Regions from separate parts of the Mus musculus genome. Here regions 1 and 3 are each linked to region 2. The links are chromatin loops, found by intact Hi-C in ENCODE. Cell type or tissue: gastrocnemius. All regions are shown on one strand. Links, peaks and the distances in the headings refer to the core of each region. The heading gives the core; the rest is flanking DNA. Region 1 has its middle 25 kb from the start of Gm23795. Region 2 holds the start of Gm29683 (predicted gene, 29683). Region 3 has its middle 82 kb from the start of Gm35271.

What was found. Peaks named below come from ENCODE experiments on the same cell type or tissue, not always from the same donor. Only the 100,000 strongest peaks of a DNase experiment are listed, where the experiment ranks them.
Region 1: it touches region 2 in a loop (13-fold over the local background); 12 of 42 quality-filtered maps call a loop at or near these places.
Region 3: a loop joins it to region 2, with 3 times the contacts of the local background. A loop is called at or near these places in 8 of 42 quality-filtered maps.

The regions. Positions count from the first base shown.
Region 1 is chr7:68,972,414-68,982,331 of GRCm38, reverse strand. No RefSeq gene overlaps it. Among named protein-coding and RNA genes, the nearest start is that of Gm23795, 25 kb to the right of the region's middle. In gastrocnemius, for the core only: a CTCF peak has its summit at 5,027 (motif pointing left); a DNase peak (open chromatin) is centred at 5,025; H3K4me3 peaks cover 378 bases; H3K27ac peaks cover 316 bases.
Region 2 is chr7:70,330,009-70,339,926 of GRCm38, reverse strand. It overlaps Gm29683 (predicted gene, 29683), which reads left to right and starts at 2,105. Exons shown (of 4, transcript NR_131145.1): 1 at 2,105-2,224. In gastrocnemius, for the core only: CTCF peaks have their summits at 1,757 and 4,806; DNase peaks (open chromatin) are centred at 8,245, 8,442, 8,828, 9,141 and 4 more places; H3K4me3 peaks cover 3,578 bases; H3K27ac peaks cover 2,246 bases.
Region 3 is chr7:70,115,804-70,125,721 of GRCm38, reverse strand. No RefSeq gene overlaps it. Among named protein-coding and RNA genes, the nearest start is that of Gm35271, 82 kb to the left of the region's middle. In gastrocnemius, for the core only: a CTCF peak has its summit at 7,311; DNase peaks (open chromatin) are centred at 5,307, 6,906, 7,143 and 7,361; H3K4me3 peaks cover 925 bases.

The DNA of each region.
Region 1 (9,918 bases), core at 744-8,743, 1.4 Mb after region 2:
CTAGCTTGCCGATCAAAATAATATCACATTGTCCCACTGTGGGCATGCCCCTGTTGGGAGCTAAAAGCAATACTGGCCTCCTGTAGTTGAGAGTACAGCCCCCACAGTAGGAGATAAAGGAAACTGAGGGGACCCAGGGAGCGCATCTTGTGAGACCAACTTTCAGGAGAAGCATCTCAGCCAGGCATAGATCTCAAATGCTAGCCTTGCTCAGACAGCACAAGAATATGTTCGACATTCCAAAATGTTCTTAGGTACAGGTTTTGTAAGGACAGCTCCAGGCTCCTCTGATATTTAGTAGTAATTGGGGCTTACATCCAAATTCAGTTTTGTCCAGTATTCTTATTAATGCCCGAGGCTCTTTGAAATTGCCTGAATAGCCTATTGTATTCCTAGAACTACTGTGGATAGATTTTTAGAATGCCATACACAAGCTAAAGAAATTTGATTCTAGATATCAAATCATATGCATACTCTGCCTATATGTACATGTGTGGGATGTGTGTACAATATATGTGCATCACATACACATATATGATATACAGATGCATAATTGCTTAACATAGGCAAAGCTAAGACTTTGAAACCAAGCTGTACACAACAGAAAACCCATAAACACAACAGGAATTCTTCTTACTACTGTTGCGGCTTCACCAGTGTCACCCAGGTTTGGCTGCGTGGGTAGAGGGTTGTCAAGCTTGCTTCTTTCTCTCCAGAGCTTCTTTCTTAGCATACGTCGTTTCTTCGGCAAGGCTTTGCCTGTAACAAATGGCTCTGTGCTGGTTCTTATTACCCGGAAGCCTCCTTTGTCTGGCTGGGTATTGCCACAGTCTATCGGAAAGTATTTGTCAACAATTACATGTCTATTAAGGCACAGTCAATCAGTGTGGGCCCAAACAGCCAGGCCTCTAGGGCTCAACTATTGATAGGAGACTGTCAATATCCCATCGAATCCTTTTCTCCACAAAACACAGTCATCTAGCCGAAATCATTGTCTGAGACAAACGCAGAAGGCCAGCTTTCCTCTCGCGTCCACGGATGTCCCACTCTTTAATCTAACATTCAATTTGAATGAGTAAGAGCCTTTTTAAATGTTCAGAATCTAGGCTCCTTTTAAAGCACTGCCCACACTGAGTTTGGGAGGGAAGATATTTAACATAATCAGCCGTGGTAGGGAAGTTCACCTAGGAGTGTTGAATTACTCCTGAACATAAGAAGTCCAGATGAAAATTAGCGAAAGACACTTGAAATTTGCTTCACAGTCATTATACCTGTCCCTCCAGTACTGAGTCTCAGGCATTCATTTACCTGGCTCAGGACAAACGGTGGTGGTCTTAACAGTATTTTTTTTTCCCCTGCCCATTCAACTTCAAACCGGACTACAAATTTTGCTATCATTGTTATAAAGAGCTGTTCTTCAAAGAAAATATACTGAGAGCCTCTTGTGACTGTTTTAAAGCCCCCAACTCCAAAAACAAAAGGAAACACTGAGAAAGTGGGGGAGGGCAAGGGAAAAGAAATTGCCTAAGTAAGGCTGTATCCTTTGAACTGGCAACTCCCTGCATCACAGAATACAGCAGTTGTCCTCCAACAAAAGACAGCATCAAACCGACTCCAAAAAAGCCCAAGACACCCAAGAATATTAAAAGCAGATGTGATATTCAGAGCCTCTGGACCATGTGAGGTGCCTTTTAAGTTCTGTTAAATCAAGGGTTTATAAAATTACAGAAACAAACATTTTTTTTTTCTTTTGCAGAAGGTGTTTCTTAGAATCTTCATTCCTGGGATTTTCAGCCTCAGCCTCTCAAGCGGTGGAGAAACGAGTGGGAAGAGGACTCAGCTACCCAGGTCAAATCCAGATAGACTTGCCCCTCAGAGCCTGTCTTCATTCTGTGTCTTGTGTTCATAATCCAAAGCCCAAATGATTCAAATACTGAGATAGAGCCAGGAAAGGTCAAAATGCTGCCAGAAGGTCCAGGTGAAGTTTCTACGAGTTAGTGTAAAAATGGGAAATTAAAATTCAAAGGATTCAAATAAAGTGGGAGAGCCGCCTCGGGTCTCATGCGGGGAGGTGGGTTTGCCCGTTCCATTTCTTGGCCTCAGCGTCAGAGGCACACATTAATTAAATTACCAGCCTCCAGTCTGAAGTAGATCGTCTGCAGCTCAGAAATCCTGGGGTCCTTTCTGCACGTGATGGCCACAAACACCATATCTGACATCTTTCTAGTTCCCCGAGCACAGCTGCTGTGCTAGTCCATTACAGACATCCAAATGTAATCTACCATAGGACTTTTGCGTAGTAGACTCATAGTTCATTTCAGATGTTTGCACGGGGAATTTTTATACGTGGACTTAAAAATATTCTAAGAGCATAAATTGTGAAAGGCCTAGGTCAGGAACCCAAGTCATAAAGGGCCCCTGGGCAGTCACTTCCCAGCAGTCGGCCATCATGGCCAAGGGGGCAGCTGATCTCCGTTTCTGAGAGCTCCATTATGGGTATTTACAAAATAAACAATGCAAGCAAGTTCATGATTGTCATCCTTAATAATATGCATTACAGCAAGCCTTTAAATAAATATACAAGCCATAGATGTTCACCAGGCCTATTGCACCTTTACTTCTACACAGATCCAAGGCATTGTCTTTGTTGTGTTAGGGGAAAAAAAAAAAAACCTGACTCTTCATAGAACAGAAACAATAACAAAAAGCAATCATTATTTTAAATAACTCACCAATGTTCAGAAGCTCTGCTCGGGTTTCCAAGCAGGAAAGTCAGCAAGTTCACAGCTGGGGTGAGAACTTGGTCTCATTAGTCTCAGGTTTTCGAGGCACATTCGCAAAGCAGGAATACAAAATGTTCTCTCTCGGTGCTTCAGTAATTAACTGTCTTTGAGAAGGAAAGACAAACAAATAAATAAATAATATGATCGTTCAGAGTTCAAACCGATCGGGTTGCACAGTCTAAAATGCATCTGCGTAACACTCCCTTCAGACTTTATTTTGTAAGCACCCACACTCACAAAACAAAACAAAACAAAATTGAAAGCTCACTAATCTTTCACAGCAACATGTGTCAAAAAATGTGAGCAACTTTGAAGGATTTTAACTGGATAGGTCCAGACATCTGGGTGCTACTGGCCCAAGGTCTCACTGAGAATGTCTTCTGGAACCGTCTCCATTTTTTAAATCATTATTTTTTAGATATTTTATGTAATTGCTTATTTTTCATATGTTCTCTCTCTATTATTGTAGCCTATTCTCATCAGGTAATAACTAATTAAAAATAGGAAGCAAGTAAAAGCATTATTCAAACTGGTAGAAATTTACATTCTATAAAACTTAAAGTTTGTCAGGAAAGAACTTCAACTCTTGATTTTTGTTTTGTTTTGCTTAAACTGCATACACAGCAGTGAGAAATGTGCAGTGTCATTTTATATTTACGTGCAGTGGGAACCCATGGATGCGTAGAAAACATCATTCTTTGCTAACAGAGAGTAAGTAAAAGGCTTCCTAGGGAAACCGCATGAACAGGGATTAGCCGTGATTATTTGGCTAGCCAAAATCCCAAGTGCTTGAAGGATCCTGAGCACCAGTGTGTTACTTTCACTTTGCACCAAGTCTTTTGTTAAGAGTCATAGCAGGGATTTTCAGGGAGATATTTGCTAACTTTTTTTTTTTTTTTAACTTTTGTCAGAAGGAAGGCTAAGACATAGACAGCAAATGAGACTCAGAAAGTGCAGAGTATTCCAAGACACCACACAGCTTCTAGCTTCCCTTAGAGAGAGAGAGAGAGAGAGAGAGAGAGAGAGAGAGAGAGAGTCTCTATCTGACTAGGACTCTGTCAGAGGTCTCTCCATACTTTGAAATTCGCTCTTTCACAATTCTAAAGAGCTCCAAAATGTTAGCAAATTAAACAATTTGTCTCCCTGGAAGCCTAGGCACATTTCAGAGCTTAGACTAGAAAAGAGGTAAAGGGAGCCTGGTTGAGTTCTTTTGACTTAACTGCTCGCTTGCTCTCTGCATGCAACTTTTAGGTAGAGAGGGGCCTAAATGTGCATGCTAGAAGCTGGAGTCACACCCCTGCCAGAGGCTTAGGGGAGAGAGGTGAGGGGTGCTGTCCTTGCCCATTGTTCTGACTCCCAATGGCACGACTGTCTTAGGATGCTTTTGAACAGCAAAAAGAGAGGACAGCAGCCCACACTATTCTTCTCCTGTTCCCAAATTCAATATTAACAGGCTGTATTTTCCACGTGTTTTGACATATACAGGTCTCTAAAGAACATTTATTTAAGTTTTGCATTGCTAAAACTGCAGGTCTCTCTCTCTGGCCAAGCTCAGGGACCCGAAGGAGGGGCAACTGGACTCACTGACATCTCCCAGTGTGAGATGTCACTCCTAAAGGAATCTAAGTGAAAAAAAAAAATGGAAGAAAGGAAGAAGGAAAAAGAAAGACAATAAAGAAGCAGGTTCGACTCAGCACATTTACAGAGAGTGTGGACTTTGGTTTGAATTCACAACATCTACGGGCAAATCCTGGATGGCATAAGGAAGAAAGCATTTTTCAACCAATGCTTTCATAGAAGTATTTCCTGCTCAATTCAATAATATACTTTTTAAGTTTTACACAAATTAACATTCATTCAAATTTGGAATTATTTAAAAACACACCAGACCCTTCATTTGCTTATACATACACACACACACACACACACACAAACACACACACACAAAGGCACACACATAGGCATACACACACACACACACACTGGTACACACACACACACACATACACACACATACACTGTACACCCTACTGCAAATTTTTAGAATTGGGACAAAATAAAAGTCTTTGATAATCACTTTGTCTATTTAATTAGGAAGAATTATTTCCTGTTTTTCAATTCAGCAATTTCTCTCTGAACAATAGATTAGGACCCACCTTCAAATAATAATTACAAGGAAAAAAAATCTAGCATTTTTTAGCAGTGAAAGCCCAGAAGCTTCTGCCAAAATCTGCGGTATCTTACTGCCATCTACTGGCTTAGGCTGTACCGTTATGATTTAAAGGTACAGGGTTGCATTGCCAGAACTAAAACATTTGGAACCAAACACACTCTGGAGGATCTGCTCAAGGACATCGTTATTTTGTGTGTGGTCCTAAGTGTTTAAAAATATTTTTTAAATGTTACAGGAATTTCTGGGTCTGGCTTAGGCCTGAGTAGCTGAAAAGATAATGTCACTCCAGTCTCTCAAACTTCAGAACTCCAAAGGCAATAGCCATCGTTCCTGTCTCTCATATGCTATGCAATCCAACACTTACACATATGCACACACACACACACACACACACACACACACACACACTCTCAAACACACACACACTCACACATACACAGACACACAGACACCCAGACACATGCGCATGCACCCCACATGGTCATTCTATAAACAATACCGCCAGCCTTCGTTCCATGACCTGCTCACTTTCACTTGCTTTCATGGTGGCTGTCACATTAAATATCAAATGAGACAGAGAACAGTTTTCAGGATGAACTGCTCATGTCCCGTACCTGCCTGAATCACTTCTACTGGCACAACCAACAGTTGGGTAAATTGGCAGCCAGAAACACCACACACTCATTTGCCCTCAAGCAGTTTCTCCATCGTTCCTCTCTGATTTTGCAGGTGTTCTTTTTTTGGTTGGTTTTTGGTTTTTCTTTATAACAATTCTTTTGAGCCCTTAGCGCCAGCCAGCATAAACATTATTTGTCTCAGAATGCTACTTTCTTTTCCAATTCCTTAATGACGATGCATTTGTCATTCATCAATATTATTATTTATTTATCATAACGCTCTCTAGTTAGAGTGGGTACATTGTGGGCAGATATTATGGGCAGATTCTAGAATATCATTTAAGTGCCTCCCATACTGCCTAGCACATCATAAAACGCCAAGCAATGGCAGCTAAATCTTTTGATTATCACAAGTTCATACAAATATGATTTGAATCTCTGACACAAGTTGCTGCACTATTAGTGTGGATTCTAAAGACAATTGACTGGAAGCCATCTTCTGCCTTATCTACTTGTCACAGTTGCTCACACGTGGTCAAAGAAGCTGCTCGCCTTCTGTGTCTGATGTCCCAGCTGCCAGGGGAACGCCCTACTTTATTTATTAACCAAGAGTCCGTGCATTTTGGGCTTTTAAGCTTCTTGAAGCAGAACCTCTTCAGACACATTTTTCTTGCTGAAACAAGAGCAACCTTTCAAACCAATAAGAAGACAGAAGCAGGAGAGACAGGAATTAAGAAGCCTCCCCGATTCTTTTCCCTCTGTGAAGTGGCCTACAGCACAAAGAGGCTCTGCCTGCTAGAGTTATCAACTCTGACACCAAGCTGCCTAGTTCAGCCTTGCAAGGAAAGGATATCAAGTCTACCAGGACAGGCACAGACAGACATCCCAGGACCGGGATTTAAAGAGACCTCTCTGCTCTTTGGAATGATCTGTGCACTCTCTGTTCTTTAAACACACACACACACACACACACACACACACACACACACACACACACATGAATGTGTTTAGGTTGTCATTTGATTTGTGTCTATTTGGTGTGGGGAATGGAAGGTGCTATCTGATTCATGCCTAGCAATGCTCTGCCACAGAGATCCAGGCTAATTTGCTTTTAATGGCAGCCTGTATGCGGGAGGGTCTGATAACTCACATTTTATCTCTTGAACATTGGATTAAAATTCATAAAGTTCACTTAATACACAGAATTTCCTAAAGGATTTGTTGACAGAACACTTGGCATCGCTCCTATCAGGAACACAGACAAAACAAAACATTCAGCAAGCACTCAGTTCTGTCCGTGAACAATAAATAAAGTCAGGTTTAAGTTTATCTCATGGTGGTACTGTGGGATGAATCCAGAACTAGTTGAGTGCTTCCTTGAGAGCTAGCCTCTCAGCTCATTTTTATTTTTCATTGTGAGCCTAGTCGTTATCGCTGAGCCATCTCTCCACACACCCCACACCCTGCTTGTTTTTTAAATATTAAAGAGAGGTCACTTTTTCTAAAAGTTCATTTATTTAAGAAAGCCTGGGAGATTATGTAACAAACAAAACAGGCCTTCCAGATAAATGCAGTGGGAAGCAGAGGTAACACTCAACTTCCTATTACAGGTTGTATTCTGGATTTCTGAGGTTTTTAATGCCAAGGTCCTGAAATATGGAAGAATCGATGTAAGCTAAGGGACTCCATGCAGGCTAGCAAGAAGGTGGGTTCTGAGAAGGTGAGTGGAGGGCGAGCTGCTGATCAGCATGCCAGCTGGTCCTCAGACTTCCCGGAATTTCTTCAGCCCTTTAACCTTTACACCAGGGGGTAAAGGTTAAACTCAACTATTGACCGACCCATCCTGACAGGCTCTCAGCAGAAGCTTAGAGACACACAAGAAACTAAGCAGGAGGAATCTGGGAGATGGCATGGAAATGACCCAGAAGAGAAGCACCACTTCATCTTATGGCCATCTTCCTTGTTCTGTTGTTTAACTGAAAGGCTCCTCATTGGCTTCTTTGCCATTCTACTTCCTCCTGGTCTAAGAACTCATTCTCCATCCTCAGACATGCCTTCCCTATCCCTCTCATCTCCCTCTCCCCCTGGATGCTGGCGTTGACAGCGTGGAGCTGTATATTTGTCCCTTCATAAAGAATAGAGCTTATTTCACCAATGAGGTCTTTTGGGTCCTCTGCTGAGAGGGAAGTGCTCAGTGGGACCTAGTGGTATAGACTTATAATTCCAGCCAGTAGGAAGGGTTAGGCTAGAAGATGGCATAGTCAAGGTCAAAATGGGCTACAGAGTGAGTTCAAAGCCATCCTGCCTAATTTACTGAGTCCTTGTCTCAAACAAACAAGCCAACGACCAACACCAAATTAAAAAAAAACAAAACAAAACAAAAACCCAAAAAACTGAAATAACAGTCATAGAGCTTTCAAGGGACCATGCTAGGTCCTGTGCATACATGTTATGGTTGTGTACATTGGTGTTCTTGTGGGACCCCTAAAACAGTGGGGGTGTGGGGTGTCTCTGACTCTTTCATCTGTTCGTAGGAGAGCCTTTCCCCTCTACTAGGTTGCCTCACCCAGTCCTTGTATATGGGTTTGTGCCTAGTCTTATTGTAACTTGGTATGCTGTGTGATATCCCTGGGAGATCTGCTCTTTTCTGCAGGGAAAGGGAGGAGTATGAAATCTGGGGTAAAGGGGAGAGGGGCTGGGAAAGTAGAGAGAAGTAAAGTGCAATGCATTGAAATCATAATTACATGAAGTGAGAATGCTTGCCGAGCATGCACAAGGAAAACATAAAAGAGAACACACTTGGTGTTGGGTGGAGTGTGTGTGTGTGTGTGTGTGTGTGTGTGTGTGTGTGTGTGTGTTTAGGAGGGTACTGTGAGCACCAGCTGAAGTGTGGAACATGTGTCCATTTGTGTCTTTGGTAGGTACACAACACTACTAAACTTTGACTTATAAACATTTTTCAAAGTTATAAGCATGTATATGTACATATATGTACGTATTTCATATATATACACATGTATATGTCTGTTTTTTTGTTTTGTTTTGTTTGCCAACAAGTATTTTCCTAGGAAAAAGATCAATGAAAGGAAAGTGAGCATGTTTTATAAAATGATTATATGATAAGAATAAGTAAGTACTCGGGCACAATAAAGTCAACCATGAAATAAACGCCCCTGTGGTGGGGCCACCAAAGCCCCCATTGAGTCCAGTTGTATGCCTTATGTATGGAGGTTGAGAACTATTCACTGAAGCATGATCACTGTAACAAAGACCAAGTCCCAGAAGGAAACTGATGCCCCTTCCCTCAGACATCATCAACTGCCAACATAGCTCCTCAGCTGGGTGGGATCAGGAAGAGGGTCTGTACTTATCCACCCTGGTATTTTGACTGGCTTGATCTCATGCCAGTCTCGTGTAGGCTTTGAGATCATGTGCAATGGTCATGTGGTATCCAGAAAACACTGTTTCATAGAAGTCTGCCCCAAACTCTGGCTCTTAACAATCTTCCCACTCCCTTTTCCAAAGATGCTATCTGAGACTTGAAGGGAAATGTTATGATGTGAATGCCCCATATAGAATTGAGCACTCAACAGTCATTTATGTGTCTCAGTTATAAATCTCTTTATTACCCACTCCCCATTGAAAAAGAAGCTTCTCCGGTGAGAGCTGAGAGCTCTAGTGTTCTTTCCTCACATCCACATAGGCCATTGTTCTGAAGGTTTAGTAAGAAAATGATCAGATTTTGTACCCACTGATGGTTACTATGGAATTATTTACAGTGATTGAAAAACATGAAGTACAACATACACATCCAACAATAGAGGTACAGCACTCTTTTGATGAAACATTTCACAGTTAACAGTGACATTCTATCCTTTAATCATTATATATTGTGGGCATATGTTGAATTATCCCACTACGTGCAACTCAAGAGCAATAACTGTAAGTGGCATTGTCAAGCTTTTCATAGAAGTGCTAGGTCACTGTTAAGAGGGAAAGGGGATTTACAAAATAGTGTATCCCACAATGCAGTGGGAACATGATGCTACAATTTGTCTCCTTGAACAATCTTCCGTATAGTGTTTCTGCATAAGACAATGCTTTGAATGGTAGATTCAAAGGAAATTCTTGCATTTGTATAGGCTTGGGAACTTTTCCCGATGGAATATCTATTTCTGAAGATTAAAATAGACATATGCAAAACAGGCTAATGAGGTCAAATGAAAGCTATTGTGAATGATATGGGGGAAAGCCAGCACCATGGGAGAGCAGGGAGGAAGCTTCTTGGGATTTTTGGAACTAGAGTGTATGTATCTTGCATAGGCTTTCAATCCTGACACTCAGA
Region 2 (9,918 bases), core at 1,274-9,273:
GGCTGGGAGCCACAGGAGCCACAGTTTTCAGGAAGGAATTGGGATTCCAGATGGGCATGCCTTGGGTTTGGAACCTCCTAGATGACCCACAGCACTCTGCTGCCCTGAACAGCATAGAAACCATGATCTGGGCCTAACCAATGCAACCTCATTTATCTGGATGCCTGCTTCCCCAGCCTGGCTGCCTTGCTTCAAGGCCTTCCCTTTTTTGGCTAGAACCATTTGTTTTCAGGTCTAGAAACTACCTCAGATAAAGGTCAGCGATGGACACATTGAGAGTGGAGTCTCAATAAATGTAGCTGGTTTTCATGCCAAAATGAGGCATCCATTTTCCTTTATAAGCAACCTCCTCCTCCAACACACACACACACACACACACACACACACACACTTCAGTCCAGCCACCATGTAGGCAGGTCCTCAGACCAATCTTTATTTTGTCTTGGGGTGACTGGATATTGGCTGCCCCTAGTCCTTCAGTCCTAGATTCACAATCTCCATTTGAGACACTCTGGATGAAAGGGAGGAAGGTGGACTCTCTTTAGTCTCTCTCTCTCTCTCTCTCTCTCTCTCTCTCTCTCTCTCTCTCTCTCTCTGTGAGTGTGTGTGTGTGTGTGTGTGTGTGTGTGTGTGTGTGTGTGTGTTGGTGCAGACCTGGGCTGCCACAGTGGAGTCCACAGCAGCATGAACAAGTCTCAGCAGGTCCCCAATGTGCCCCTCATCTTGGGTCAGCATCAAGAAAGGAGGGTTTTAGTTAAATAAGAGCTTCCTGAGAATGGAGAGAGAGAGAGAGAGAGAGAGAGAGAGAGAGAGAGAGAGAGAGAGAGAGATGCTACTCTTGATGATGGAGGAGAAGAAGAAGAAGAAGAAGAAGAAGAAGAGGAGGAGGAGGAGGAGGAGGAGAAGAAGAAGAAGCTGGCTTCCAGTCTAGCCCCAATCATCCAATCATCCAAAGGCCAGTGGCAAAGTACATGAGGGAGAAGGATGAGGTCGTTCTTCTATGAATAATAGAGACGGAGACCTTAACCACATTGAAATGAAGTCATTTTCTTCCAGATTCCTTGGTAAGCTTTCAGTGTGGCCCCTTCTAGAGAATGCACTATGAAAAGTAGAAAATACAGGTACAATGGCCATGTTGCCATATTTTAATTGTACTTCGACCTTTTTATTGGCACACATATCATGTCATTATTATTTCAAAAGACCTTTTAGCCCCCCGTGGCTCCTTGGGTCAGCTGTAACTCAAACTTAACCAGATTCATTCACTCCTCTTCCCTCTTTCATCCTTTCTTTCTTTCTGCCCAGCTAATGGATAATTTCGGGGTCTAGGTTCCTTTAAAGATCAGACATTTTGTTAAGATAGACAACTTTTGCCCTACTGGTTCTTAACCATTTTGTGGTGGGAAGACCCAGGCACCGTCCTAACAGTCCACTTCACAGTCTGCATTGTACCTTAATCGCCAAAACTTTGCCCCAATTTTTAGGCAATAGATCTGGAGCCAGGGAATCAGGGAGAAACCAGTGGCCCAAGGAGTTAGATGAAGGCGTTAGATGGGTCAAAAATCAGCAGGTTGGAAGGACAATGGGGTTTGTACTCTGTCCAACCTTCGCATGACCTTGAATCTCCCGTCTTGATCTTTAAGGGTGCGGGCCTTAGCTCTCTGCAGTTCGCCTCTGTAGTTTGTTTTTAGACTAGTGCACTAATGCCTGGGCCGTCCTTCCATGCACTAAGGCACGCTACACACCAAGCTTTTCCCAGCACCCGGGAGGAGGCGCTGGTGGCCGGGTCGCGCGTCTCCTTCCTCCCAGCCAGAGTTCTGGAGCCCCCATTTACAAAGCCTCACTTGCAAAGGGGACACACACACACACACACACACACACCCTCACTCACACCCCACACGCACTGCTTGGAGGGCAGTTTGATCTTGTCTCATTGGCGTCTCCGGCCTGAAAAGAAAATCATTTGGGTAAACAGCCAAGCTTCCAGGCTTAACGCCCCGCTCCCGCCTCCGCCCCTCTGTCCCTCCCGCCTCCCCCACTCCCCTTCAACCCCACCCGCCACCCACACTCCGCTCCGCTGCCTGGCCTCCAGCGAGCTCCGCGCGTCTGAGAAGGAGCTAAGGGCTCCCTGGTTCAAAGGGCCGCAGCCCCGAGGGAATGCCCTCTTCGTGTGCCCCGGGGTGCAGAAGCAGACTGCAGGGCGGTGGGACCAGCCTGGGCCACGGTAGGAATCTCGAAACCTCATGCACCCCTAAGTAGCTGATCCCAAGGGAGGGCACAGGGGAGTTCCGAGCCCGAAGGGACAATTCGGCAAATCTATCGCAGGCCGGGCAGGGACCGCTGGCTAGTGCACCTGCCGGCTGCTCCAGATCCTGAATGGGTCATCCTGGGTCCCCCCAACTACTTCACAGGCGTTTGTCCATTTGTGTGCCCTAATAGAGCATCGAGCCTTGAGTTTCTTTGGCCTCACTGCCTTGCATATAGGCACTTGGGTAGCTGATGACCACAGGCCCCCACAGCCTTCAACAGGCCTGAGTCCTGGAGTAGCCTTGAATCTAGTACTAAACGATTTCTAATGTTTGATCCCTCCCAAAGGAGAGTTTTTTCATATAACTGTAAACATAATTGTTATTAATATGCCCCCAAAAAGTGGTGGTTAAAAGGATACTCGACTCTCTCTAGATCACACTTTCAAGGAGAGAGAAGCTTGAAATCTGATATACTGATGAGATTATTAGACTTGATTAAATAGTGATTGGCCCCCACACCAGTTCTCTAAGGAACAGTGTCCCTCTCCTCGGTAGTTCTGTCTCTTCTCTTCTCTCCTTCTCTTCTCTCCTCCGTCTTCCAGGCGCGCAGGCTCACACTAATTCAGGAGTCATTAGCAACACCCTCTGCATGCATGGCTTGCGTGGGGGAAGCATTGTGTTCAGTAGCTGTTACACTAACTCTTGCACCGCATCTTGCGGTAGGAAGTGTAATAGCAAGAAGATCATTTTTTAATCCTCGGGCTTTATTTTGTGTGCGTATGCCTGTATGTGGGGGTGGGGTGGGAGTGGGGGTGGCTGCTCTCAGAAAATATGAATTGAGACGAGCCGTGTGGAAGAGAAAGAAATGGAGAGGACCGGAAAGAGGGAAAGAGAGAAGAGTAAAAGTTTCCAATTTAGGACTCAGAACCTCCTTCAAATTGAAGCTTTGGGGCTTGAGGTTCTTGTGAACTTTCTTCCGTCTGTTTTTGTCTCTGCACCTTATTGCCACTGCTCAGTGGATGCTAGGGCCCTCTCAGGAATTGCCTCTTAGCTCCTAGATCTATCAGCAACCATCTTCTCCACAAGTTAGCATTCTCACCTCAAAGCCTAGGAACTCCCAAGAACCTGGTCATGCCTCTACAGCTGCCCCCTGGAAAGATGCCCCTTAAATCCTGCTAGGAATGTGAGATATCTCTCTCTAGTATGATCTCTCAGGAACCTGTTTTAACTTAGTAGAAAAGGGACAAGCCAGCCAGAAAACTAAACTGGCTATTTTCCTGGTGCAGCCCTATAATTTCTGAGCGGGAGCACTGAGAGCCTTCTAATCTGCCGTGCATGGAGCACAGGTTGTAGAGAGGCAGAGAACTCACACCGCCTCTTGCCCAGGCTGCCCAGAGACTACCCTACCAACCCCAAGGAGCACAGAATTTTTCCTAAGAGGCTAACTTTGGCTTGCTCAGGTAGAAAATAAAGGGGGCTTAGATACCACCACCATCTCTCCCTTCACCCACAGTTCTCAGGCTGGCCATCATTTTACCCATGGAATCTAGTTGAACACCCTAAACACACACAAGAGAGAGAGAGAGAGAGAGAGAGAGAGAGAGAGAGAGAGAGAGAGAGAGAGTTAGAGAGAGACTTAGAGAAAGAGAGACTTAGAGAGAGAGAGAGAGACACTTAGAGAGAGGTCAAACACATAAGTAAAAACTACATTAGATGGAAGTTCCATGTCGCTTTCAAAACAGATAAACCACACAGTTCTTCGCTGGCCCAAAAGCAAGGCACTCTACATTCAAAATTTATTTTCAGCATGGAAAGGGTGTTGTTTCTTATTACACTTGGCTTTGGGGTGAAAAGAAAATGAAACAAAGATTCACCATAGCATAGCAGTGAGTTAATTTTCTGTGTATTTTATAGTCTAGTCCAGTGGATATATTTAAAGGAAGATAAACACCTTAACTGACCAACTGGTTGAAACAAGGGCAAATAGTCAGTTGCACATTGGAGGAAAAGAATGTGTAATTCATAATTCCTGGCCATTGTTACTTTCATTGGTCGAAAGGCAGACGTGCTGAGGATTGCGTTTTCTGATTATGTCTGAAAATGGAGAGGAACCAGGCTCCAATAGGCCAGCCACAGTCCTGGCAAAGCCTCGGTGAAACCCCAGCGGTCAGAAGGAATGGATTTCTGTGGAAATCATAACTGGGAGGTTATAGCTTCATAGGCCCCGCTTCATGGAAGGCATGGGCCACGGCAGAATGACTTAAACACACCGCAGCCTGAACTGGTGGCCTCCTGACTATGTGTCTCATTCATTTTATCTTTTCTCTGAATGCAGCTTAGGTGACGACCGTTGAGCTGTGAACGTATGCTTCTGTGTTTTTTTTTCCTTTGCGCATCTCCTTTGAGAATTGTGGGTCACAGATGATGGTGTTCTTTTGCACCAGTGGGGAAAGAGGCCTGTGTGTTTCGGCTTCTTTGGAGATTTTAATAAGGAAAAAGAACGAGTTAGGCTGCAGGAGATTTGGAGGCTTGGTCGCGTTATTCCAGTTTCCGAAGCGAGGTGGCGCTCCAGGGCACTGCACTGCGCCCGGGTTTCCGCAGCTGAGCACCAGCTTCGTAGAGTTTGCTCTGGAAGGCAGTAAAGTCCAGGAGCGATGTAAACGCAGAGTTCCTAAACGTTCTGTGCAGAGTCCAGGGGTACTCAGACTCTCTCAGGCCTAGTGGCCTACATGAGTAAGAGAAGACCCGAAGCCGCTTCTGGGGGTGAAGGGGGGGGGAGGGGAGAGGGTGGCTGCAGGGAGGGCAGACCAGCCAAGGCCCGGGCAGGCTCTGTGTTGAATCTTCCTGGAATCTCTAAAGTTCCAACTCTTGATGGGTCCGGAGCGGTTCTAGAATGCTGTAGAGAGAGCTCGGCCGGAGCCATCCTCCCTATTTCCCTATCTGCGGTGGGCTGGTTAAAATTCACGGAGGAGGTTTCTCCCCATCCACTGGGCTCTATCGACTTAGTCTCCCACCCTCTCACCCCCACCCCACCCCATCCAAAAAAGAAGAAACAAGAAATAAGAGGAGGATGAGGAATAAGAAGAAGGGTGTGTGTGTGTGTGGGGGGGGGGTGTATTCGTGCATCCCATGGCTTTCATTTTGTTTTCCAAACTGGATCTTTTTTCTCTTTTTTTCTTTACTGCCATTTCTTCTCTTCTGTTTTCTTTTCTGTACATTTTCTTTCATTCCCTTATTTCGTTAGTTTTTGCAACCCATTGGTGACGAGGGAGGGAGGGAGGGAGGGAGGGAGGGAGGGAGGGAGAGAGAGAGAGAGAGAGAGAGAGAGAGAGAGAGAGAGAGAGAGAGAGACCAAATAAATGGCAGCAAAAAAGTGAAGAAACAATTTTGATTTATTGCATGGATTTCAATCCATGCGATTTCGTTTTCACCTCGCTTCTACATTTCCCGAGTCTCAGGCTCATAAAGGCTAATAAAGACGCAGGAGAGGAAATGCCCCTTAGACCTCTTTGGAAATGATGATAGAAGTAATAGTGGCGGTAGTCCCTCTGCGCAGCACTCCTGTATAATGGAGATGTCACTGTGGTTTTGCAGTGTGGCTCCGAGGACCAACAGTCGTGCAAAATTTGTGCCCATGCTCTGAGGGCCTCTTTTCAGCTTCCGGGTCTAGTGGGTCCCCTGAACCATGCGATGTTCTCCTTCCCCAGTGGCCTGTACCTTCAGGCTGCCAGGAAACTTTTTTCCTCCTCACAGTGTTGCAAACTTGCAGCTTAACTGTGTGTCTCTTTTAGCCCCCACTTCACCCACTTTCGTCGAAGTTTTAAAGCAGAAACAGCAGGATTTTGAACCCAACTTAGGACTCTAGAGAAACTCAGAGGACCAGGTCATTAGGAATGTTAACGGACAACCAAGAATTATAAACATGATCTGAAAGTCTCTTCCAATTCATTTAAGTATTTATTTGTGCTAAGTGATGAAAGGTGACGGATGAGAAATAGACATCTTTTAAAAATAATGATGTCAGAGGAGCCTTTACCCTGTCGATTGCTATAAATCAGCGTTGAGAAAGACAAACGGGGGGGGGGTGTTATTTGGCCACCTAACGGGCTGCATTCACTGGGCTGCAGTTGGCCTGTCAGCAACGTGAAGCAGCGGTGAAGCTTTGGTCTGGGGAATGGCAAGGAACGAGGGGAGGATCAAGGCCCACAAAGAGCCAAAGGGGGACATGCTGGTGAGCCTGCTGGTTTCCACTTGAATTCCCATACTAGTGATAGATTTGGCTTAAGGTAGTGTGTCCAGGCCAGGCAGATGACAGGCCTTAGGAATTCGGGGAGGCTATAGTCACTCAAAGTTCTGAATGTCACATTATAGAGGGAGAGCAGGCTCTGTTTCACAGTCTGTCAGGGGTTTGGAAGACTCCATGAATGTTACCTTTTGAAAATACTCCCCCACCCCCGTTCTCTCTCTCTCTCTCTCTCTCTCTCTCTCTCTCTCTCAATTTTCTCGGCCCAAGAGGAAGCTTCATGCTCTCTATGACACAGACTGGTCTCCACAAGGAGAGAGGATCCGAGCCCTATAGGTAGGAAATGACAGGTGTCTGCAGGTTTGAGGTGAAGGTTGCTGGCGCTGCTCTTGTACCAGCCAGAAGATCAAAAAACGACTTCTGAAAAGGGCAGAACGGGGTGGTATTTTAAAGTTTACACTGAGCTTGTAGAGACAATCAGTTCTCAACCACTTCCTTTTCAGTCACAGAAAGGCCTGGAGTGCTGGGATAGGGTTTGAGAGAGAAACGAGCTTAAGGAACCGGGCAATCTTGCCAGAGACTTCTGCCCCTACCACTTTTCACACCTGCGCTGCCCAGTTTCCAGTTCAACCCTGAGCCAGAGAGGCTGCCTAAGCCTCTGGCCTCTGGGTCTGCCTGTTTTGTCCCTTCCAAATGCTTCTAGCAGGCACAGATGCTCTCACGGTCGCGTCCCTCTGGTGCATCTTGGAGAAACACTGGCAAACAGTGCTTTTCTGAGGAGCAGAAGGGCTGCTTAAGCGCCAGCAACAGGTCCATGCTGAGATTCCTCTGTCCTTCACCGGCCCCTCCTTCCACCCTCGCTACTGGGGTCCGCGGGGTAAAGGGGGGGATCTACTTCCCCCTTCCTCCTGGGTCACCCACAACAACCCAGGAAGGCAAACATCAGGTTTGCACTGTTTCTTTGGATAAACGCCTGGCTAAATGCTTCTAATAATGAATGGCCTTTCGCTGGACACTCGCTTGAACCGAAGAGAGGACCTCACTGGAGAACACCAAAAAGAAAATAACTAGAAAGTGGAAAGGAACACGGCCGGCGGCGGCCTCTAGGATCCAGACAAAGACATCTGAGTCTGTCCCTTTGCAGTCGCCCATCTCTCCTTCCTGCCTAGAGATCTGATTTGGTCCTACTGCGGCTCCCTAAGAGCCTTTAGATCCGACGTCCCTTCACTGGGGACCTTGAGCTGAGATCCCAGGGCTGGAAGGCTCCGATTCTAGCCGGAGCTGGAACCTGGTGGCCTCAACACTTGCGGGATGCTGCTACTGGGCCACAGTCCCTGCCTTGCCCACAGGAACCTAAACATCCCCGCGTCCTAGGTTAAGGTGGTTAGGGCGAGGGGGTAGGCTCCTGGACCAGCCAGGTCGAAGCGATGAAACAGCAACTTCTTCTTCTTCTTTTTTTCCCCCTGGCAGGGAGGAGGGAAATTCGTCGGAGGAGGTCGGTGGAGACTCCTCCTTCGCTCCGCCCGGAGGCAGCCAGAGCTCCGCTAGCGGTGCGTCTCCGCCCGCCCGAGCGTTTCCATAAATCAGGCCGCTGGCAGGCTGCTAATTAGCTCCGGCCGAAAAGAATGAGAGTTCTGTAGCACACGGTGGGTTGGGAGTGGGGGCCCAGTAGGTGGGAGATCAGAATTCCCCAGGATTAACGGGGGGACTCCTTGGGGGCATCTCCGCGCTCCCTGCCCGAGCCACCTCCGATCACCTCCTGCCAGCAAAGGCCCGCAAGTTCGGGCCTCCAGATCCCGCGCCTCCCGCACTGCGCGCACCTCTGCAGTCGACCTGGCCCGCCCACCCACGCCGAGGCCCCCTCTCCCACTCGCTGAGCATGCCTGGCGTTAATTAACTCCCCCTTCACCCGGTGCAGTATCGGAAGACTTTCAAAACTCGTCCCAAAGTGTTTCCTTCTCAAGCCTGAAGGCAGCGTTTGGAACGACCCGCAGAAAAGGGGGGCGGGGTGTGGATCTGGGGGAAGGGTTGGTTGCACCGGGATTTGAGATAACAAGACTTCCCCAGCGATTGTGTGGGTAGAGGGATGGGCTGTTGTAACCTCATCCCCTCTCCCCTAGTGAAAAGGCAAGACGGTCAGGGAAGATTAAAAATAACATTAAAGTTGGATTATTGATTTCCATGTAAATTGCCAGCCGAGAGAGCTACTTCTGTTTATTTTCTCTTTTCCTCCCCCACGCTTCTCTAAGCCCTCTGGGCTCTGCGCCCTCGGAGCCATTCCCACCCTCCTTAGGGACGAGACTCCTAGATGACATCACCAAGGAGAACGGCGGCCTCCCCGCCCCTGGCCTCAAGACCCCTGAGCAGAGATTGACAGGTGTCTCTAGCAAAGACAATGCCTTCCAGGTGTCAGTATTCCCGTTCCACCCCTCCCACTCCGCCCTCTTTGCTCCTTTCCCTTAACAACTCTCCTACCCACCCACTCTTCCTCCACGAGGCTTGTTCCTACCCCACCCCCACCCCCAACTCCTTGCTCTTTGCATCTGGGCACTAAGCTTCAGGTCCTGAGACTTAGGCAGGGAGCCGACGCCGAGGGGCCCGGATGGCGCTGGTGTTGTTTGTGCCCGAGGGGGAGGCCAATCCGAGATGCCAAAGGCTCGAGTGAGGGTCCAGGAGGTGGCAGGGCCCAAAGCGGGTAAAGGGTAACCGAGTGAGCATTTTCAAGGAGCCAGCTCAGTCTCTAGATTTCTGTCTTGACGTTATTCTCTACCCTCCACCCGCGATCTCTCCTCTTCTCTTCTCTCTCTCTCTCTCTCTCTCTCTCTCTCTCTCTCTCTCTCTCTCTCTCACACACACACACACACACACACACACACACACACACACACACTATAACAGACGCGAAGATAATCCCACCATCTGGCAAATCCCAAATTTGGCGGCCAGGCTAGGAAAGCAACAGCGACATCTCATCCGGAGAGTGGGTGTCTGGTCCTGCCCCACTCCCCGGAACTGGGGAAAGGGCGCTCGGCTTTGCACTCACTAGTCCCCATCTCTTCAACGTCCTTGCCCTGGCCTGGTAATCTTGGGTGCTTTCTCCTCATCTGAGCAACTACTTTGGGATTCAGAAGAGAGGTGATGCAGTTAGGGTTCTTCCGCCGAGCAATGAACTGAAACCCAAATTCAGCTTTATTATGTATAACCGAATGTAATTCATAGCTAGGTGGCCTGTCGTCGGCGATTTAAATCGCCTGGTGATAAGGATCGCACTTATTAGATTTCTTCAAAGACACTGGGGGTTTCTATCTCTCTCTCTCTCTCTCTCTTTTTAAAGGAGGGCATTTGTGCTAAATTGCCCAGTGCTGGTGTGATAACTGTCAAAAGTTTGACATCAAAGGGGCTAATATTATTCAGTTACCAGAGAAG
Region 3 (9,918 bases), core at 1,004-9,003, 210 kb after region 2:
CCATTGAATGGTATAGGAACTGATTACTTACCCAGGGACTTCTAAGTAAATTGAAGCAAATTGCCTGAGAATTAATTTAACGAACATTGATAAGCATCTGGTCTGCTTGAAGCCCAGGGCCTGCTGTGCTGGAAGAACAATGAGTAAACAGGTGTTGCCTGCCCTCCAGACGGGTCTGCTCTTTCCCACCCAACAAGCCCCAAGACATGCATGCAGCTAAAGCCATAGCTTCAGAACATTCTACCCATTGATCCAAATGGGGAACAAACGTGATCTGTGTGGCACAGTCTCCAAGCCCTGCTGACCTGTTCAGAAAACTGAAATGAAGACCAGGGTGACCTTAGATGTCAGATGGATTTGGAAGGATAGAAAGTAATGGGGAATGGTTTGGGATGTACAGGAACACAGATCTTCAACAAGTAGAGATTAGATAATCTGAATTTCCCAGCATGGGAAGAGAGGATTGGGAAATACAACATACAATCACAAGGGACAAGAAGAGATTTCCCTGCTCTAGGAAGGATTCCTTTGCTTCTACTCACATGCTTTTTAAACTTCAGCCAGCCTTGTAGGTAAGTGGGTCCTACTTACTCCTACATTATAGATGAGAATATCTACACAAATAGCTTTCCCATGGCGCTCCGCCCAGAGCATGGGGAAGTAGTACCAGTTTCTGATGCTATTGGCGGAGTACAGTTTGCATCATACAAGCTATGAATATAAGGGGTGCCAATTATTTACCTCTTGCAATACTTAAGAGACACATGAGAAAATGGTGACAAAAAGGGTTCTGGAGGAGACATGATGACCACAGTGTCAAACCACTATCAGACGCTTTGCTTTTCCCACAAAAATGTTTTTGTTTTCTGGCTGTCTGGGGATGGGACTTAGTGTCTCCAAGAATACGGCAGACATGTGACAAGCTATGTGTCCTAGACAAAATGTTTGGCTTAAAAGTTAGCCGGAGCCGGGCGTGGTGGTGCATGCCTTTAATCCCAGCACTCGGGAGGCAGAGGCAGGCAGATTTCTGAGTTTGAGGCCAGCCTGGTCTACAAAGTGAGTTACAGGACAGCCAGGGCTATACAGAGAAACCCTGTCTCGAAAAACCAAAAAAAAAAAAAAAAAAAAAAAGAAGAGCCTGAAGCATCTTCCAAGACATTCTTCTGCTAACAACACTGAACATCCCACATACCAAGATATAAACGTATTATTTGAGAGTATACTACTTACTACTTTTCGGCTACTTCTGAGTTATACCTGAGAGGGGAGAGGGGAGGAGGGGAGAGGGGAGGAGGGGAGAGGGGAGAGGGGAGGAGGGGAGAGGGGAGAGATAGCAGTTGAGATTCAAGTTAACAGGTTAAAAATGCAAATTTCACAACCCTTGAGGATTTTTGCTAATTCCAAGTTTCTAAACTCATCCAGACTCTGGAGTTTACATGGGTCTCCAAGCAGTTATAGTCTCAGCTGCATGTATCATTTTATCCAACACATCTCTCTGTAAACATAAAAAAAAGGACAATGGTGATGTCACACTCTAAGGACATTGGTGATGTCACACTCTGCTTTCACATTTATTTTTCTCTCAGATTTAAGACACTCAAAACCATTAAACAAGAGCAGCTACTTCAGCCACTTCACACTGAAGGAATGCTTTCCACCTGCACGTGCTGTGTGTGGAGGGGTGTCAATAGTATTTTCTCTACAATGGCCTAACATAGCCCACATTTGGGTACGATTAGATCTTGTTAATATTCCAATAAGACTTTAGAGCAATATTTCCGAGGTTGTGGCCACTTGGAAGCACCACTGGAATAGAAACAGAGCAGCCATGGTGAGGGAAGGAGCACCATAGGCTGAAGAATCCCAAAGTCTCCCACTCAGTTGCACGGGGCCAAAGCTGCCATGACAGATCCTGAATTATTCAGACCTGTTCCTGGGAATAACAAGGCTTTAGTATGCTGACGATGCTGTTTAAGGCTTCTGGGGTCACTGCAGATATTAAAAATTGGTCCTAAGACTCTAGACTACTAATCAGACAGTAGCAGAAGGACTCAAGCACACTGTGGAATTCTTAATAATTCGAATGATATCCAGTCAATAGCATGATGTAAATACCAAAGCGACACACCCACTCCTAATTGGTGATGCATCACAGCAAAAAATTCTTCAGCATCCCCCGCCCCAGAGTTTCCATTTACAGGCTTTAGTCTGCATGGAAAAAAAACATTCTAACAGGCAGCCATGCTGATGGTATAGTAGTCACCCCTACAGTGAAGTTATAATTACAATTTTGTCAAGAGAGTAGTGAAGTCAAAGTTTCACAGAAGGGAAAAAAAACCTATTTACAGAAAAATATTATGCTTTTCATTTGATAGAAAAGTAATTATTGCAGAGGGAGTCGCAGAAGATCTTGGAGACGGTCACCCCCTCTTTAATAAGTCCTTGTGGCAGCTAAGTGGGGATCAGGAGTATTCTTTATCAGGTTTGCATTCAAGTAGCACTAAATCTATGCAGGTAGGAATTAAATAGTATCTGAGTTTAATTAAAATTATAAAAAAGGAGAAGAATGGCTGGTAGCCTGCTCGACTGCATTCTAACCAGTAACCTCAGACCCTAATTAGAAATGCTTTTCATATCTTCTCTGTGCAAAGGCTTAATCTGACGTGAGTCTCTGAGCAGGGCTTGGGGAGCGGTGTTAATTCTGCATTCGATCTCAGTTTGTATGGAGGCGGGCTGCGCTGATTGACCGCACCGAAGCTCAGATCCCATGACCTTGTGGGGGATTTTCATGTGAGGTGTTAATTGAGAGGGTGGGTTAATCTTTGAGCATCATTGTCCCCAAGCTCTGGGCAAAGTTTGTGCTTCGTTTCCTTCCTCAACAGTACATTTGATCTCCACCTTGTCCTTCCATGACAGTTTCATAAGCCCGGCACAAACTCCCTCTTGATAAATGTGTTGGGGGACCGGTAAGCTCTTACCCTCTTTTTTTGATTTCATGAGCTTGTTTGTGTGCCCAGCTCAAAAGAGAGAGGAGGGTCTCACTGAATCATATTTAAGTCCTACTTAGAGACAGACAAATGCACACACAGTAAAGATCTCAGTTTCTCCTTCCAGGCCCTCCCCTTCCTTATATGGTTCAGTCTTCTGGGAAGAAAAGGCACAAATCAAGAGTAAAAGGAGGCAGGAAGATGATGATAATGGTATTATACTTAAGTGCTACAAAATTTATAATTATATATAACATATAATTTAGGTATGTAATATATTATATAATAGAAATTATAAATAGATAAATTAATCATATAATATGTATTTTATATATTGAGAAATTTCTTCAGTGCAAGACTAAGTTAATCAGAGAAATCATGTCACTGCAGAATGTCACACTTCTGCTACCTCTGTAACCACACAGACCCATATGTATACACACACACACACACACACACATGCACACAGTGTTCCTACTGCACTTAAGTAATATGCAAAAGGAAAGCTCATTCCTTCTGCTTTAAAGAAAAAAAAAAAGCAAATCACCAATGACTTTTTTCATGTGTTATTGTACAGGCCTATCCTCCCTATCTTGGTGAGGAAATTTTTACTCCAGCAGTATTAACGTCTACTGGCTGACCTTAGCAGTCACTCCCAAGTGAGCAGGATAGTAGTTAAAAGAAGCAGAAATAATGCTGTTCACACGGGAAATACAGGGAAGCAACAATGGTTGTTTTTTTTTTTTTTTTTAAAGAATTATACAAAAGCACAAACGTTGGCTGGCCCCGACAAGCAACACATTTCTCCGATCTGTTTCATCACAGCAGCTGTGGATGAGCTTAATTACAATGCTTCAAGATCCTCTTTAGTACCATTGCTGAAATTCACAGGGAATCCTGTGCCTGTGATGGGCATTTGAAGAGTCCCTGCCTGCCTGAGCGGACTGAAGGAAGAGGCAGGGGACTGTCACACAATGGGTCACTGTGTCTTGCTGGGAGCAGGCTTCTTCCTGGCCTTCTAGGACTCACAAGGCAAGGGGTGCACAAAGAGGCAGAGGGAAACCGAGGCCACTGGTCCATAGAATCTGTCAATTTCATGGCCATCATCAGCATAGGATACAGCCTCTGATCCTAGGAGGAAGAGTAGCGTCCTGCTACCCACAATCCTCTAGCTTGCCCTGTGCTTCTTTTTCTTAGTCTGACTTTTAATTACCACAAATCTTCTAGTTAATTAATAGAAGACCCAAATCCTCTGTTATATTTGCATGGAGTTCATTTTGAATACTATTGATAGTGTGATATTCATCCTCATCCTCACATTAGTAAGTTCCTGGTTTTAACACTTGAAGGCACTTCATAGCTTTTATAATAAAATAACCTCTGGGCAGCACAGTTACAGTCTCTTTGCACACATGTGCTGATTTAAAATATTGGGCTGTAATCATTTCCTTGACAAAATTCTGGACATTTGGCTTCCTTCAAGTGATACTGCTGTAGTGGCTAGAAAACCAAAACACTCCTCTCTCTCTCTCTCTCTCTCTCTCTCTCTCTCTGTGTGTGTGTGTGTGTGTGTGTGTGTGTGTGTGTGTGTGTGTGTGTGTGTTGTCCCCAGACTAAGCTCTCACTCACTTGTCTGGAATGATGAGTCTCTTTTCCTTTAAACCTGTTGGATCTTTTTCTAAATAATTAATAATAAGATTATAATTTTTATACAATGTATTTTGATACTATTTGATTCCTTTCCCCAACTCCTCCTAGATCTATCTTTACAAGTGTTCTTTCATTGGATTGTTTCTTGTTTTGTTTTGTTTTGTTTTGCTCCTTCTTAGGAAGCTTTAGAACTTGTATCCAAAACACAGGAGTGTCTGCTTAAATCTAGCCAAGGTTTAAATACAGCTGAGCCAAAGTCCCAAGACCACTTGTATTTCAGTCATTTGTCATGCATTTGCCTTCAAAGAAACCCAAACCTTACAGTCTTTAGTGTTTCTGTCAGCTTCCTCACCTTATAACCTAGGGTCGGTGGAGTTAGGGCAATGCCATAGGGAAAGGCTTAAAGCAGTCATTTCCATCGCCGGTTCCAGGCCGGAGAAGTCAGCCTCACAGGCCGCCCTCCAACAGCCTCCTGCTGCCGCCAGCACTTAATTCTGAGCCCAGATTTCAAATTAAAGTTTTACTCTGGCTTCTCCGAGGAAAAGGTTCAGGAGTCGGGTAAACCACCTCAGCCTGCACAGAGGGGATTAAGAGGTAGGGCCAAGAGTGGAGGGAAATTGAGGATATGACAGAGGCCATGGTGAGTTCAAACAAAATTTGGCCTGCAGAATACAGGCAAAATCCCCTGGTGACAGGTGCCATCTTGTGGGTCATTCTGCCACTCTGCCTCCTGCCACTTTTTATAACAAGAACAGATAAAGGAGGACTAGATTCTTAGAGGCTTAAAATTGGAAATGTAATTCAAAGGGGATGTGAGTGGAGTTGGCTCCAGGCTTTCTATGATACTGTGAGCATCAATATTCTGCACCTCAGGTTGGAGCGGTATTAGGAAATTTAAAGGAATGTGTGTCAGAGGAAAGAAATAGACATTTAACTCAGAGCTGTTTTTTTTTTTTCCTCCCAAGTACAAGAAATAAGAATTTCTAAATGTCTGAAACTGTTGGCACCTCTAGACACATGTGGGAAAGTAGAGTCCAGCTTAGGCAGGAACCAGACCTCACAGCTTGTCTGCTGAGATACAATTTCAAGAACAGCCTTGTTAACATCTGTAAGCACAGTCTCTCCATGCAGATGCTCCATCAGCAGGTTTTTAAGAGACTGACTTTGAATTGACTCCCGCATCTCTCACAAGCTTGCCAAAGTGAGGTCTTCCTCACTTCTCCTGTGTCAGGTGATCAGTAACACCCTACCAACAGAAATAGACAGCAAGTTGCTGAGAAGTCAGAAGTTACTAAGCCCAGGTTCTGGTTCACCTTGGGTTTTCAGCACTTTGGAATGCTTTCCCTTACCACACACATGCAGAAAGGTACATTTTGTTCGAGGGTGTGAGTGAGTTTCCTGAGAGCTACAATTCGAGAAGGAATGCCTCTATTCAAATACACAAGAAACAGCAGTTTTTTTAAAAATAGTAACGCTGTATTTTCCTTACCGTAAAAATTTATTAAAACTAGAGTTAGACGCTTACGCTGTATCAGTCAATCCAATTCAACTAAATCGAGTACAACTTGGTCTTTATGATTCATACGTAGAAAATACTACATTATTTTTTTATAGAAAACACTACATTATTTTATAGACAATGGCATTTAGACTGTAAATTTCATTGCCAAGTGTTTAAGCATCCAGTAGTGCCTGTGTTTCTTGTTTCTTGGGTTTCAAAGGACAATTAACTTAATAATGAGCCTTTATATTAGCTTAGTTCAGAGGCAAACTGCTAACTGTGGAGGAGGTCGGCTTCACAGGTCCAGCTTTCCTTTTGGTTAGTCCTGAACCCTTTATGGGATTCAGGGACACACTGAGACTTAAATGGCAACTCCTGACAATGGGATTATGCTGATTCATTGTGTCTTCCTCCAACAAAGCCTGTTGCCATTTTTCTAGAACCCTAATTTTCTGCTGTTGGGTAATTTTGGAAACACAGCATGGGTATGGCTTTTCGAAGGCTTGATGGGAAAATTTGGCATTTTAATAAAGAACCATGAAAACTTTTCTAAGGCATCCTCAAAACAGGGATCATTGAACACGGACCGTCCTCTTCGTCTAATCGCGCTGATTCTACGTTGATCTGGCTGGCATTATCCTCCCACCCAGGAGAAACGTATCTAGCCGAGCAAGGAGACGCTGTGTTCTGTTCTGAATCAGCTCTATGATCCTGGCCCCGGGATTTCATCCCAGCAAGGACCATCTGGCTCTGCGTGGGGTGAGCGTGTCAGCTCTGCCCCAGAATTTCCACGTCAGCCTGGGGGCTTCAGCTCCCTAGCTAGCCCCATGCCCTTTGAACTTAACACCAGTTCCCCCAAAACAACTCTGAGAAAGACAGGAGTCAACCCCTGAAAAGCATACCAGGCATTTTAAAACACAACCCTGACATTTCCCCAGTATTTCCATAGCGAAACCCCTTCCCGCGCACAACCTTCCCCCTACCCTCGCTTCAATCAAATACGGCACCCGCTCTCTCTCATGGTAGCGCAAAGGCGGAAGAAAAAAAAAGTTGGCAATTTAATTCAAACAAAAGAAGCTTGAAATCTATAAGCACAGCAACTCCGAGGCTTCTGGCAAATAGAATTCTAATTAGTATGCTGCTATTTTTCTTTTAGACAGATGAGCGATGCCCCCTGTTGACTCTAGCAGGCAGGCTGGTAAGGGGGAAAAAAGAGGGGGGCAGGGGGGCTAGCCAGCAAACACTGCAGATTGCAAATTATATTGCAGACCTTGCCAAGTCCTGGCTCTTGGCATCAGATTTTTAATGACACCCTGGAAAAAGGGAAAAGAAGCCCTCTGCTATGGGATAAAAATGAAGGGTTTTACACTGTGATAAGTCTTCGCTTAAAACCCAAATGGCCGAGTGCACATTAGGGTTTTAAAATATTCATAGATAGAAGTGAAAATGAGTCAATGAGGAAGTGCGTTTGTTGCCTGGTCAATTGACAACTCATTCTGCATATTAATACATGCCATGATCTAATTTTAAAGGGATAGCCCACTCCTTCTGTTTTTTTTTTTTTTTTTTTTTTTTGGTTTAATTATTACATGACTTTTGATGACTCTGAAATTAAGGCTAAAACATCACAGAAAAAGCTAGCGATGATGCGGAATGCCGCTTCCTTTTGATGTAGACCTGGAACTAACTAGTTTGGTTAAGCTCTCTGAGCCTTGTGAAACTTACCTCACCTTCCGAGAGTCCTCCCTTTTGATGTATTCTGAATTTGTTGATTCAACCCCCGCCCTGTTGTTCTCCCTCCTTTTCTTTCTGCAGTGTATGAGGACCTTGCACAGTTGCAGAATTTTGCAGGATTTTGTTCAGAAACAGACAAATCCTAGCAATTTCAGGACATTGCTTTTAATAATTACCCCACCTTCTGTTGTGTTCAACCAACTTTTCTTTACTTTTTTTTTTTTTTTTTTTTGGTATGAGTTCTCATGCTGAATGTCTCAGCTGTAAGAGGAAGTACAAGAGAAAAACGCCTCCCATCCAGGTGAGGGTAACTTCATGTTGCAAGTCACAAGTCTCAGGAAACTGCTGTTTAACTGGTAATTTTGGCTACACAGGGTAAAGCATAAAACACTCATTCGAGAACTAGAATGCAGCTGTATGGGATGAGTTGGGAGTGAGTTATAAATCTACTCTACTTAACCCTTTGTATAAATTATGATTGGGTTTGACCCTTTTGAGATATCACCAGGAGTGTAGAAAAAACATTTAAACCACCCTAAGGCCTTTTGACTTTTCTGACAGGATATCATATTCTTCACAGCCTATTTACACACTTGTGTCTTAAGTGGGCGAAGACACTCATGTTTGTCCTGTGGAGCACAGACATTTACAGCGCAAACAAAAGTGACTGCTTAAGAGATAAACTGACATCAGTAAAATCATGACCAGCTCAGGACACTGTTGAGTGAATTCGGGGACTGGAAGAGTCCCAAGTTGCTGGTGGTCCTTCTGTGCCCCAGGGAGTACCAGGCTCAATCTGAAGGACCAAAGGATGCCATTCTGCTAAGGAAACAAAACTCAACTTCCCAAGAACAAAAAGAAGAATTTAAAAGGTGATGTTTCAAGGAGAAACCACACTGGACGTTGTAGAAGCAAAAGACTTTGCCACTACAGGAAGAGAGTGCCAGGTACTGGTTAGGTCTTCCTTTATTACTAGAGTAAAAGGTTTTCTTGGAACTGGATACAGAGAATGCTACTCCACAATGCAGACTCTAGGCTAAAACAAAGCTACTAGCCCTTTAGTTAAAAAGTTGGATTTTTCTGTGTATGTAACTTACTTTGTTTTCTGGTAGTCCTGGATATGGAATTCTGGCTCTTCTGTGCTAAGCAAGTAGTAGCCTAAATACAAGCTTCAATTCCGTAAAGATATTTTAAACATTCAGTTTAAACCAGTGCAGTCAAAGACCACCTAGGGATGGCTTAAAGATATGCAGAAGGAAATGACCCTGTCTTCTCATATCTATCTGTTAAGCAGGTTCTGGAACTTTGTGCTATATGATGATATTGGATAGTGAGATACCAGAGCCAGGACCTATGATGCTTAGCTGAGCCCTAAAGGACAGTCTTCCCACCATTCACTTGATTTCATTCCTTAGTGGCGAAGTATTTTTAAGGGCAGCATTTCATGCATTTGAAAGAAAGACATGCGTTTGGTCAAGCTTGAGCCATGGGCAACAGGCACAAAGTTTAGAAGCTGTTAAGCACAGTAGTGGATGGCAGAGTCAAATGTTGCTTTTGAGACAGATCCCTCCATTTCAGAAAGGGGCAGTGTCCCGCCAATTATCAAAACTTGCAATTTCTCCTGACAGAACTGATTTTCACGGAGAAACTTTGTGCACTTCTTATCCCCTCCCCACAACCTCACATCCTGGGTGAATCTGTTCTCAGGTGAAGGGAGGTGACAAGCAATTTCAGCATCCAATGGCTTAAAGGAGTTCAAATGACCACTGAAGTCATATTAACTTGTCAAATTGACCAGTATTTTCTGTCATTGAAACATTAGAATGAATAGCTGCAGACAATAAAATTGTTTCAATTATACTGCATTAGGCCTGGGCGCAAGTAAGTAAGAGATGCAGGAGGCAAAGGGGGCGCCCAGGGACGCTGACAGCAGCATCCCATTGGAAAGCACTTAAATATGTACCTGTGAGGGGGACATCAGGCAGTGTTCATCAGTGAATTCCCATTAAGGAAAATGGGCAAATACATCCTACACGGGTCCAAACT